2 separate regions of the Mus musculus genome follow, and region 2 is linked to region 1. The links are chromatin contacts, found by Hi-C in ENCODE. All regions are on one chromosome and are shown on one strand. Each heading gives the region's core, a stretch centred on a gene start or an enhancer-like site at or near the end of the contact. The rest is flanking DNA. Distances are from core to core; before and after follow the strand shown. Region 1 holds the start of Plac8 (placenta-specific 8). Region 2 holds the start of Gm36793 (predicted gene, 36793).

Region 1 (6,131 bases), core at 1,527-4,026:
ACCAGGGTCCCAACGGTGTTTCCGGAACCGAGGCCAAGCACACGTGGGTGGGGGATGGGGCCAGGAGGTTTTGAATACCAAGAGAAGCTCCTGGCCATGAAGGTTGCCTACAGCTGTGGGGGAAGGATGCTCTGCCTAGCACTGTCTAGAAGTGCAGTCCTAGAGGGAATCAGCGCTCCAGGACTGCCGGTTGCACCTCCAGCTTCCTCTGAAGAGGGTCTTAGACTGTCTAGCCTGCGCGGTTTCTCATAGAAGAAACACCTCCTCCACAGTTGAAGAGCCAACAGGCACAGGGGAGTCCATGCTGAGCATGCGCGTGCCCACCGCCCTTTCCCTGCCCCTGATCCTCGGTATGATGCCACCAAAACCAACCAACAGAAGAACTAACAACAAAACACCAGAAGTCCGCAAAAACTCACTCCGTGCACTCTTACGGCAGCCCCGTGATGCGGTCACAATCCCTCTTCTGTTGGAAATTATAATAAAACGTAAAATGCAATGCAAACTAACCCTAAACCCGTTTTGTTTTTGTTCTTGTTTCTTTTTTTTTTCCCCAATGCTTCCATCAAAAGTTTAACCTTAGTCATCTCAAATTAAAAGTCACAAGAAGACCGGGTGTGGTGTGGTGGCGCATGCCTTTAATCCCAGCAGAGGCAGGCGGATTTCTGAGTTCGAGGCCTGTCTGGTCTACAGAGTGCGTTCCAGGACAGCCAGGGTTACACAGAGAAACCCTGTCTCGAAAAAAAAAAAAAAAAAAAAAAAAAAAGTCACCAGGAAGTAAAGGGATTTAAAAAAAAAAGAGGAACCCCAAACTGCCCGGCATCTGCCTAAGGTTGTGCTGTGTTTCTAGGAGTGTTCTGTGACTTTATGTTTGGGCCGGTTCCGCAGTCCTCAGATTTTATCTTATGTGAAGACTGGTACTGAATTTGGGGTCTGAGATTAAGGCTTAAACTGAAGGCGGGGATCTGCTCAGGTAAGCATCACGTGGCTTCAGCCGCATCCTGTAAGGTGGTCTGACAAGTTGCAGAACTCCGTGGGATCCTTTCCTGCAGGACAAGTCCCTCCTCTGACCAGAGGCTTTTCCTTCTCCTGAGACTCCTGAGACAGTCCCATTTCTTTAGGGTCTGTTGCTATAATAGTTGAAGAGTAAGACTATGAGATGTCAGTATCTCTTTAGACTAACTTCATTTTTGCCCAGGCCCGTCTCAAAAGCATTTTGGAAAGCTTGCCGGCAAAGCAGATTCCTGGTCACTATTCTGGAAAGCTGTAATTAGCCTAGGGTCTGGGAGATTGTAATCGTCAGTTTTCTGCGCTGCAGCCCCTGTGTGCTGCACAAAGGAATGTGGCTGCTTTGGTGACTAGTGCTCCTTTCCCCAGGCTGACAGATTCCACCCCCCCCCCCCCCAACCCCTGCCTGAGCCTCCCACGTCTGCAGAGCACGTGCAAACTCAGCTCATGGTTCTTATCTGCTGGTGATGCAGGACGGACCCCTTGATGGTGGAGACGCCCACCCAGTGACTTGCAGACCTTGCAACCTCTGGCTCTTTGCTTTGTCTGTTACAAATAACTCCAAGTCCATTAGAAAACATGAATTGACCCAGCTGTGTGCATAAAAAGTCTTGCGATAGAGTTGTTTTGGGCCAAGGAGAAATCTGTAGTTTCCTGACGGTGGGGGCAGAGCTCTGCCGCATGCATCCTTAAACGCGCAATAGGAAAGTAATAGAAACTGGTGAGGACCACTCAAGAAAAAAGAAAAAAGAAAAAAAAAATAGAGGCGAGGAGGAGACAGAAACAGGACTCTAAGTCGACGGGCTTAGAAAGGCAACATGATAAATACCTTCCTTCTGAGATTCCTTGGCAAGGACTGGCCCCTACCAGGAAATCTTGTAGGATTTGGCTCACAGTTGAATATCTTAATTTTATCTATTAGTCTTAGACTCATTCTTGTGCCTATATTTCTGCCTCAGAACACACCACTCTCTAGAAGGAGACTACACCAGCTTAATAAAATTATGTTACATGGCACTAGTTATATTAATAAATCTTGTTAATATCGATAAAGCCAGGTTCTAAGCAACATATGCCTGAAGTCCTTCTATTATACACTGATATGAAGATTCAGTGTTCTTCAGTCTCGTGAGCTGCCCAACGTGAGATGTGAGTGTTTCTCTAGGAGCGTTAGTGAGTACTGATCAAACCCCCAGAGCAGTTGGAGTTTTGCTTTCATAGTGAGAACTCCTAAGGATTCCCAAACTTTACAAACTAATAAATCTACAGAAATCCCACTGACTAAACCTATAAAAATCTCCAGGTAGTTTAAACAAATATATATATATATATATATATATATATATATATATTATGTATAAAGAAACTAGATCACTTAGAGAGAGAGAGAGAGAGAGAGAGAGAGAGAGAGAGAGAGAGAGAGAAGATCTAGTTAGGAAATCCAGCACACAACATGCCCTCCCCGAAAGCAAGCAGTGGGCATGAGAACGGTGCCCCAGAGCCCAGAGGATCCCAACTGAGATGCTCAAAGCATGACGTTTAGCAAGCCTGACCCCTAATTGCTGAGTTCCACTAAAAATTACTAAAGTTAAAGCAATTAGTGAAGAAAACAATGATCTTTCAGCGTAATCTCAAACGACGTTAGGAATAAGATAAAACTTTGAAAGGAAAGACCCCTAGATTTAAAGACTTCCTAACAAATACTTACAGTTCAAAAGGGTTGGGCAGAACCGGTCCTGTGGTCTGGGGTTGAGTCTTACTACAAATAGAGAGACTCCGAGGAAAGGAGGAGGTATCAACCCCGTGGAGGGTGGGGTAGGGGTGGGCTGGAGTACAAAGAGCAATGTCCTGTGCTCTGATTGGCTGTGGTAATCCAGGCACCAAAAGCCATCTCTTACCAAATAGGGTTTTCCTCCTTACAATTCCAAGGGCTAACCTCTAAGGTCTCGGTGGAAAGGAGAGGGTGTGGTTCCCCTGATTAGCTACCTGCCTGACAAAGCTCTCCGAGTCTCACACCTTATTTTCCTCTTTTAACCTAAGAAACCAGAAGGCACTTGGGGACCTGGAGTTCCAGGCCCGCTCAGACTGTCCTTGAGTGTGTCTCTCTAGAGTTCTGGCTATCCCAGAGCTCAGTTTGTAGGATGGTCTCAAACTCTCAGAGACCCATCTGCCTCTGCCTCCTGTGGCTGGGATTAAAGACATGCACCACCATGCCGGGCTTCTGATCAGATCTTTCTCCTCCGTCTTTTCTTCCTCCCCCCCCCCCTTTCTTTTCCTCCCTGAGGCATTAGGGACTGAACCCAGGGCCAGTGCATTTTAGGTGAGAGCTCTATTATTGACCTACCTCTGTCCCCCAATATTGCTATATTGCTTTGGTTTCTGTAACAGACTGAACACTTTATGTTAGTTATGTTATGTTATGCTTTATGTTAGGCGTGATTTTTATTATTTTATTTTTTATCTGTCGTAGTTGTCATCACCATCACCTTCTCCCACCCCATCTCTCTGTGGTGTGTGTCTGAACATACATGTCAGCATCTGAGGATCACAGCAGGCATGTGGAGGTCAGGGGACAGGAGGACAGCTTTGGGAAGTCTCTTCTCTCCTCCTGTTGAAGCTGCCTTGTCTCTTGTTCCCACTGTGCTGCACAGCTGTGAGCTTCCAAGCAATTCTCCTGCCTCCACCCCCCACCCAGTCTCTCGTAGGAGTTCTGGGATTACAGTTATGAGCCTCTGTATCAGTATGTATGTATGTATGTATGTATGTATGTATGTATGTATGTATGCATTTTGTAGATTCCAGGGGTCAAACTGAGATTGTCAGTATTTTTTTCTCCCACTCTTTAAAAAAAAAATTAAATTTAGTTTTATGTGTGTAGGTGTGTTTTGCTTGTGTGCGTGCCTGTGCACCGTGTATGTACATGTGTGCCTGATGCCCACAGAGGCCAGAAGAAGGTGTTGGATCCCCCAACTGAACCTCTGTAACACTGAAGTTACAGATGGCTATTAACCACCATGTGGGTGCTGGGAACCACATCCGCTCTCTGGCAGAGCAGCCAGCATTCTTAACTGCTGGACCATCTCTCCAGCTCAAGGATCCGGTTTTAGCTGCAAGTGCCTTTGACTCCTGGGCCCGTAGGCATGGTTCTTAATGCTTTTTAAAATATTTGCCTTATGATCCTGAAGGGTGGTATTATTGCCTCTACTTGATTGAGGCACAGACTTACTTGGTGGCAGCTAGACACTGGATGAAATGGAACTCCCTGCCACACACTGGTGCACATCCTTGCCACACAGTTTAGCACTGCCATGTCCTAGTAACCTTGGAGTGAGTGACAGGTAGGTTGGGAATGTTCTACCTCTCTCTCTTCCTTTCTTTTTAAGATTTATTTATTTTATGTATATGAGTACACTGTAGCTGTCTTCAGACACACCAGAAGAGGGCATCAGATCCTATTACAGATGGTTGTGAACCACCATGTGGTTGCTGGGAATTGAACTTAGGACCTTTGGAAGAGCAGTCAGTGCTCTTAACCACTGAGCCATCTCTCCAGCCCAGGGAATGTTCCATTTCTAAGCAGTTTTATTAAGCAGTAAAATTTATAGAAGGCCTTTTATTTTTAAAAGAAAAAAAAATACTAGCTTTCTATACAAGACTCCCCAGAACTACCAAAGTGAACTTTGAAGGAGCCCTGTTTTCCCAACAGGGGAGACTCTCGTCAACCTGAAGAACAGCATTAGGAACATCCTTCCTGCAGTGTAGCTGTGAAGTGCTGTGCACCCCCACACTGGTGCTGCTGTGCTGTTGAAGGCTTGGTCTCTAATGCAAGGGTCAGAAGCTGGGCTGTCGGAGAGTGTTTGGTCCCTGAGCCTCTGACTTAATCAATGAGTTAATTCATTGGCAGATTCATAATTTGGTTATTGAGAGGTGATGGAAACTAGACAGTGAGACCTGTTTGAAGAAAATGTGTCACGGAGGTGCTTCTTGGAAGGCCACTCAGCCCCAAGACATCACGATCTTTTTCCTTCTGGGTTATCAGAGGTCATCAGTTTCATCCGTCAGACTTCCACCACCAAAATGTCCTGCCTCACAGCAGACCAGGACGACAGAGCCAGCCAACCATGGACTCAGACTTCAGAAACAACTAGGAAGTAAATCCTACTTCCTTCTCTAGTTTCCTCAGGAAGTTGTCACCGTGAGGGCCAGGAAGTAAAGGAAACTGAAATGGTTGCTCCATCCATAAGATGTAGGTAAGAGGCTACAGGGCTAGAGAGCTGGCTCCAAGTGGTTAAGAGCACTGGCTGCTCTTCCAGAGGGCCCAGGTTCAATTCCCAACATCCACATGGTGGCTGCCTGTAACTCTACTTCCAGGAGATCCAATACCCTTTCACAGACATATATGCAGGAAAAATGCCAATCATATAAAATTAGAGACAGAAAGAGAGAGGGGTAAGGAGAGAGAGAGAGAGAGAGAGAGCAGCCAGAGGCATTTCAAGAGTCCAAAAAGAAGCTGACTGACCATGGCCAGAGGAGGGAGCCTGTGAACTGAAGCAGCCCGGATGTTCAGTGTAGAGGAGGAGGTGAGAAGAGTCAGGATGCTGGAGTGGACTTTGGAATGCATAACAGGTACCCAAGGAGCCTGGAGGCCAGCATGGGCTGTGAAATGTGACATCAGGTCTAAAGGAAGGTGATTCTTTCTGGCAGGCAAAATCAACCATTTCACAAGTTCTGAGGAACGTTTTTACTGAGCATTGATGGGAAATTGGCTAATACACAGCACACTTGCCTTCAACCCTACAGGAAAAGTGATTTTGAAATGACTGATCTACAAAGTGATTTTGAAATGACTGATCTACTTTTTTGTTTTTTTTCGAGACAGGGTTTCTCTGTATAGCTCTGGCTGTCCTGGAACTCACTTTGTAGACCAGGCTGGCCTCGAACTCAGAAATCTGCCTGCCTCTGCCTCCCTAGTGCTGGGATTAAAGGCGTGTGCCACCATGCCCGGCAAACTGATCTACTTTTTAAAAAGTTTTATTATTCATTCATTCATTCATTCATTCATTCATTCATTCATTCATTCGTTTATTGTGCTTGAGATGTGTGTGTATGTGTGTGTGTCTCTG
Region 2 (6,335 bases), core at 668-3,167, 340 kb after region 1:
GGATAGGGCTTGAAATGCCCTGTGCCTATTCACATGCTCTGTAACTCCTTTGATTCTCTGCTGTACAATAGAAAGCCCAAGAGCTCTACAAAACAAAGATTAAACCCAACCTTAAAGCAGGGACTTTAATTTGTAGGATTTCCTTGCTAAATTGTGGGACCCAGTCTTATCTTTAAAACACAAAACACAAAACACCTACTACAGATTTTGTTGAACATTTAAAAAATGTAAATATCTCACTTGGAGTAACTTTTGGGAAATATAAAACCATTAAGCTGGGCTGGAGAGATAGCTCAGTGGTTAAGAGCACCAACTGCTCTTCCAGAGGTCATGAGTTCAGTTCCCAGCAACCACATAGTGGCTCACAACCATCTGTAATGGGATCTGATGCCCTCTTCTGGTGTGTCTGAAGACAGCTACATACATGTACTCATATGCGTAAATAAGTAAATAAATCTTTAAAAAAAAATAAAACTATTAAGCTAGTGTCAATCCCACTGGGTGAGAAAAGGACCATTACCACATTTTTTTTGAGCCAAATTTGAAGCAAATTTTATTAAATACTGGCCAGGACAATGGATACTGGTTAGGTCCTTACCTGGAATTCCAAGGAAATGGCTGCCAAATACTTTAGTCTGGTGTTTATAAAGGCAAAACCCTCAAGTTTGCGTACTTCCCACCTTCGTCCTATCAGGGGCCAGCATGCATCCTAACGTACTTCCTGCTTTGTACCACCCGCCTATCTGTGATAAAGGGAATCCTGTGCAGTTGGGGCAACCACCGTTGTTTACAAAAGTGAAAACACCTGGCTTGTTATCTACCATGAACAACATGGTAGATAAAAATGCCCCCTGGCATTCCAGAAAGTTAACTGTCCTTGGGCAAGTGGAGTTTACAGGTTAGAGGCATTTTCGTTTTATGGATCTCTTAATCACGGTAATTAAAACTTAAAGCATAACTTTAACCCTCGCACTAGATTAAATATTAACTGAATCAAACCAGACTCTAGACAGGCAATTGTACCTGGATGCTTCTGGAAGTTTCCTCTCTGATGCTGAGAATAACGCGTGGGTAATGGCGGGACAGCGAGGGCTGCTGTGGTGCGCCCCGCTTCTCTGGCAGCTGTTCAGTGCACCGTCTCTGCTCAGTGCAGGGCAGAGAGCCAAGGAGAGTCTCTGAAAACCCATAGGGCCTGGAGCAAGACTTTCCAAAGTCTACCTCCCCACCCCCTTTCTATGAGAGATGACAGACAGCAATAAAAATTCTGAGGCCCTGAATATTTCCCACTGCTGCCTCACAGCCTTGCAGCCAGAGGGAAATTTCTACATTCAGCACCAAACACACGTCTGTCTGAGCTCGGAGTGCTTAGCCTGCTATGGGACACATCGCTTCTCACATCTGAACCTAAAAGGGATAACTCACTTGAACAGAAACTCACAGCGACTTTTTGTTCCAGGAAACAGAGGTTCTGCGGTGACATTTTTCTCCTTCCAGGGGAGCATAAGAAGGTGGGGATGCTAGCGGTGCATGTTTCAGGAGGGAATTCAACTTTATAGAACCACCCAGAATCGAGGAGGAATGAGCTATGGTGGCCTTAAATAAAGATGATGTAAGAAACAAGGGTCTGGAGAGATGGGTCAGTGGGTAAAACTGCTTGCTTCTCAGTCCTGAGGATGGGAGCTTGATCCTAGCATCCCGTAACAAGCCAGAATTCATTTCTAGAGTCCAGCCTCTGTGCGCATGCGTCCATTCACACGCAGCCATGCTAATACATAAGATGAGTATTTTAAAGTGATGAAGGAAAGAGCCCGTTTCCTCACTGTGCCCTGGGAGCTGGTCTGGATTAAATAGAAGCATTTTGGCCGTGCCTTCAACCTTTTCCCTCCATTCTCTCTCTCCTATTTATAGTGACTCCTTCAGCGCATGCCTGGCTCAGGTTCCTCTGCTCTGTTCGTTCCGGCTTGCTATTTTAAACACTTGCGGAGGTCGTCCTGAGCTGCAGTCATGTGTCTCTCGGCAGCAAAAGTCACTCGACTAAGAAAGGCACAACGCTCACTGAAGTGATGTCCAAATTAGATTTTTTTTTTTAAAGAATAGACTTATTTCAAGTATCTCTGTGGATTATTCTTAGATGTGTTTTAGAGCAAGAAGCGCTTGGTTCCCAGAACTGATGCCATTTTTTGACGTGATCTTGTCAAATAGTTCATTACATCACTAAAAGGAAATTCAGTTTCACGGACTATGAGTAAGTCAAGTCCTTAAGCCAAACTTTCCATTCTACTAAGAGAATACAGTCTCTGGGCCATAAGAGGTTGGTGGAAATCTCTTGTCCAGGGCTGATCCATCAGCTGTCAGTCACTCACTCTCGGGATCCTGTGCAGCCCTGTGTCTCTGCTTTCACCTCTGTTCATCGTAAAGCAAGGCTTCTCTGATTATGGCCCGGCAGCCTTTGTCTGTGAGAGTGTACACAGATATTTAGAAGCCAGTTGGCTGGGCTGGCGAGTTGGCTTTAAGAGCAGTCTTTCCAAAGTCCTGAGCTCAATTCCCAGCAACCACATGGTGGTCACAACCATCTGTAATGGGATCTGATGCCCTCTTCTGGTGTGTCTGAAGACAGCTACAGTGTACTCATATATGAAAGGAGAAGGAGGAGGAGGAGGAGGAGGAAGAGGAGGAGGAGGAGGAGGAAGTGGAGGAGGAGGAGGAGGCAGCAGCATTTTGCTACTGTAGTTTCTCCCCTAGGACCTAAACTGTCATGGAGTTTTGACTGTGTTTATCATACCAGGCACAAGTTCTCTCCTATGGAGTGAGCCAAAGATGAGTTAGTTTTCTTACATGTTGCAATACTTTCTGGTACAGAAGATTTTGTTCTGCAGTTTATGGGTGAACTTTAGGGAGCGTGTCTTGTGGTAACAGATCAATGTAAGTTTTGGATCAGTCACCTGCCCTATAATGCTATCTTTCTGAGCAAGAACCCTACAGATGCTCATTCACATATGCATGCATTCTTTGGTCATTTGGGGAAAAATGTTTTCTGCGCAAGACAGAAATATTTTCCTATTCGAGTGCTCCGACTATCCCAGCGTTGGCAAACTCAGGTTGTCTGCTGGCAATCTTGTGTTCTCTCTCTCCTCTTGCTTAGCTGTTTCCAGCCCATGAACTAGAGGATGAGACCAGGCTCCAAATGGGTGAGTGAGGGTTTTGAGCCCTGGCTCCTTCTTGTGATGGGTTGGTTGGCTGTAGCCTAGGTGCTGTGCTCGAATAGGGGCAGAGCCTTAGGTATGCATGAAGGTGTTAGTGTTCCTTCTATGCCCTGCCCAACAGTTACCTGGCAACAGCCAGGTAGGCCTGGCTTGGTAAAATAGGGGGCTTCCCCCCCCCCCCCCGTCTCTGTCTCGACCCACTTCTCAACTTCCCTTCCCACGCCTAAATAAACTTTATTCTCTACTATACCTGTTGTATGGCTGGTACCTCAGGGGGGAAGGCATGTCTCAGTATGGGCCCGCCGAGGCACCCCCTCCCACCCCACCTTACCTGGCTCTATCCCCCTCTTTTATGAACCACAACAGAAGACAGAAGATGTTTTCGAGAACTCTGAGTTCAGAACATCTGAGTGACAGATTCTCTCCTTAGTCCTCAGTAATGGGCTTTCTACCAAAGCCAAGAGACTCACGTGCTTTCCTGGAAGAGAAAGCTTCCTCAGCCGCTGCCTTCACCGGATCTGCTGGACCACAGAGCTGGAGTGCGGCCAACTGCATCATCTGCCTCTCATTCTTTCTAGGTACAAAAGTCCTTATTAGCAGAGCAGGCCCACCAAGCCCTCAAGTAAATCATTATTTTCATTTTCACGTGAGAAGTGGAGCTCGGCGGAGATGCGGTTGCGGACTTCTGCGCTTCAGTTATTTTTCTTCTACAATTTCACCGCTGACTTTTCCTATTTGCGGCCTTTCTTCATCATCGCCGTCCCTCTCAACAGCGCCTCCTACTGGATCGATTCTCATCTATGTTCCCCATTTTCACTTTTCTGTCGGCTTCTCTGGTGACAACTGAAACTTCGTTGCCTCCTCTACACACAACAGGATTCTCCTATCAAAATATCTTTCATGGGGCTGGAAGACATAGCTCAGTGGTTAAGAATGCTTGCTGCACACACATGAAGATCCAAGTCTGGACACCTGTAGCCCTCACCGCCATTCCATTCAGTAGCTAGCTGAGTCGCTCCAGAGTGGCAGTTCACAACCTGTGGCTCGCGACCCCTACGACAAACCTCTATCTCCAAAAAATAGGTATGATACGGTTCATAAAAGTAGCAAAATCACAGTTACAAAGTAGTAGTGAAGATAATTTTATGGTTGGGGCCACTACAATGTGTGGGACTGTATGCATTCAAGAGTTGCAGCATTAGGAACGTTGAGAACCACCGCCCTAGATAGAGCCTCTGTCTGCCTTTCCCGTTGCTTCTCTGTTTCTCCCTTCCTCCTGTGCTCGTGCTGAGGAGGGAGGCTGTCATGAACCTGAAGCTTGCAAGGGCCCCGAGGAGCCTCAAGAATTGTGTGGGTAGGAACGTGACTTCTTTTCTGATTGGCCCTCCAGAGACTGGAGGCTGGGCCAACATCCAGAATGCAGCTTCTGACTCTGCGCCAGGTAACCCAGCTAAACCACATCCTGATACCTGCACGGTATTATTTTAAGCTGCTGAGCTTGTGGCAAACAGCTACTCAGAAGTAGGTGGCTGGCGCTCACCTCTCATTGAAGGAGCCTTGAAGGGGTGACTTAGCTACAGCCAAGCAGGGCTCTGCTCACTCACCACAGTTTCCTTCTTCTGCCAGGGAACGACATTGTCCCTAGGAAGCAGCCCCCAGCCAGCTGCTACATTTCTCAATGCCCCTTTTCATCTGAATGGAGCCATTGACTGGTTCTCAACAAGGAGAGTGGAAACCACCTGGGATGGGATTTTCTCCACTCTCTTAGCCTGTCTGCCAGTTGGAAGCAGAAGGCCAAAGCCCAAGAGCCCTAAGGAGCCCCAAGCAAGAGGACTTGGTACTTCACTTCCTCACATAAAGAGAGGTTACCCACTGATACGGAACAGCTGGACGACATTCATCAGACTGGGGAAAAATCAACCAACCAACCAACCAACCAACCAACCAACCAACCAGCCTTCATGATGTTAAGCCATAGACTTCTCAGGTTTTGTCTATTGTAGCAATGCATTTGTTTAACATTTTATCAATTTTCTTACTTCAGAAATGGAAAGTTGTTGTGATCGAATGAAACACTGGTCAAATTTTAAACTGTCATGAACTAATGACAGTGTCCTCACAGTGTCCTCGAGGTAAGTAACCGGAGAAGGAATTCCTTGCTCTCGGGGTGCTGAAGCTACAGAGCGGTTATGTGAGTCGAGGTCAGTGTGGAGAGCAGAGGTGGGGCTAAGCCTAAAGCTTCCTATCTCCTGCCAGATTGTCTTCCAGTCCTGCAAATGCATCTAGGAGTGGGCAGAGGGCGGGGCTTGCTGGAGGACATTTCTTTTGAACTTGAGAGAGAATGGGTGACTCAAGCCTGCTCGTGTGCATTGGAACCAAATGCCTCCCTCCACTTTGGCTTCACACTGGGCTGTCTGCTTATGCAAAAGAACCGAAGCTATGCCGTGCGTGTGTTTAGTTAAGAGACTAACCTGTAAGCCTTCCTGGCCCAAGGACAGTTAGCTTCCTGGAATCCTGGGGGCTGTTGTTCATGTAAGATTACAAGCCAGGTGTTGTTCACTTTTGTAAAAAAGGTTGGTTGCCCTGGCTCAGAAGGATAAGCTTGGTCACACATAGGTGGGAAGTATGTCATAATGTATACTTGCCTCTGATTGGATGAAGTCGATACATATGTAGCCTTGTGGGTTCTGCCCAAACTAATGTAACTAGCAACCATTTTCTGGGAATCCAAGGTATGGACCTGGCCAGTGTCCATTATCTTGGCAAGTGTTTAATTTGGTTTAAAAATTGTGATAGTGATTTTATTCTCTCCCAAGAGATCAACAAGCCAAGAAGGATTATCTATCTATCTATCTATCTATCTATCTATCTATCTATCTATCCATCTATCTCTATATCATTCTATCTATCATTCTATCTATCTATCTATCTATCTATCCATCTATCTCTATATCATTCTATCTATCATCCTATCTATCTATCTATCTATCTATCTATCATTCTATCTCTTTCTATCTATTTACATATATCATTCTATTATCTATCTATCATTCTATCTTATCTATCATTCTCTCTATCTTTCTATCTTCATCTATTATTCTACCTACCTACCTATCATTCTATCTATTATCT

Evidence for each region. Hi-C counts contacts between places; a loop is a spot of excess contacts on that map.
Region 2: a loop to region 1 is called in a map of T-helper 17 cell, with 2.8 times the contacts of the local background. The contact joins the enhancer-like site here to the promoter of Plac8 in region 1. A Hi-C loop is called at or near these places in 2 of 37 maps with a recorded cell type or tissue (T-helper 17 cell and left cerebral cortex).

The regions. Positions count from the first base shown.
Region 1 is chr5:100,569,429-100,575,559 of GRCm38, forward strand. It overlaps Plac8 (placenta-specific 8), which reads right to left and starts at 2,777. Exons shown (of 5, transcript NM_139198.3): 1 at 2,717-2,777.
Region 2 is chr5:100,907,939-100,914,273 of GRCm38, forward strand. Gm36793 (predicted gene, 36793) reads right to left here and starts at 5,754. Exons shown (of 3, transcript NR_168093.1): 1 at 5,675-5,754; 2 at 3,674-4,109; 3 at 2,062-2,453. Gm36740 (a long non-coding RNA gene) reads left to right here and starts at 5,255. Exons shown (of 3, transcript XR_389418.1): 1 at 5,255-5,335. Within about 2 kb of position 1,918, at least 1 of the 3 ENCODE cell types and tissues checked has a DNase peak (open chromatin) inside an H3K27ac peak, as active enhancers do.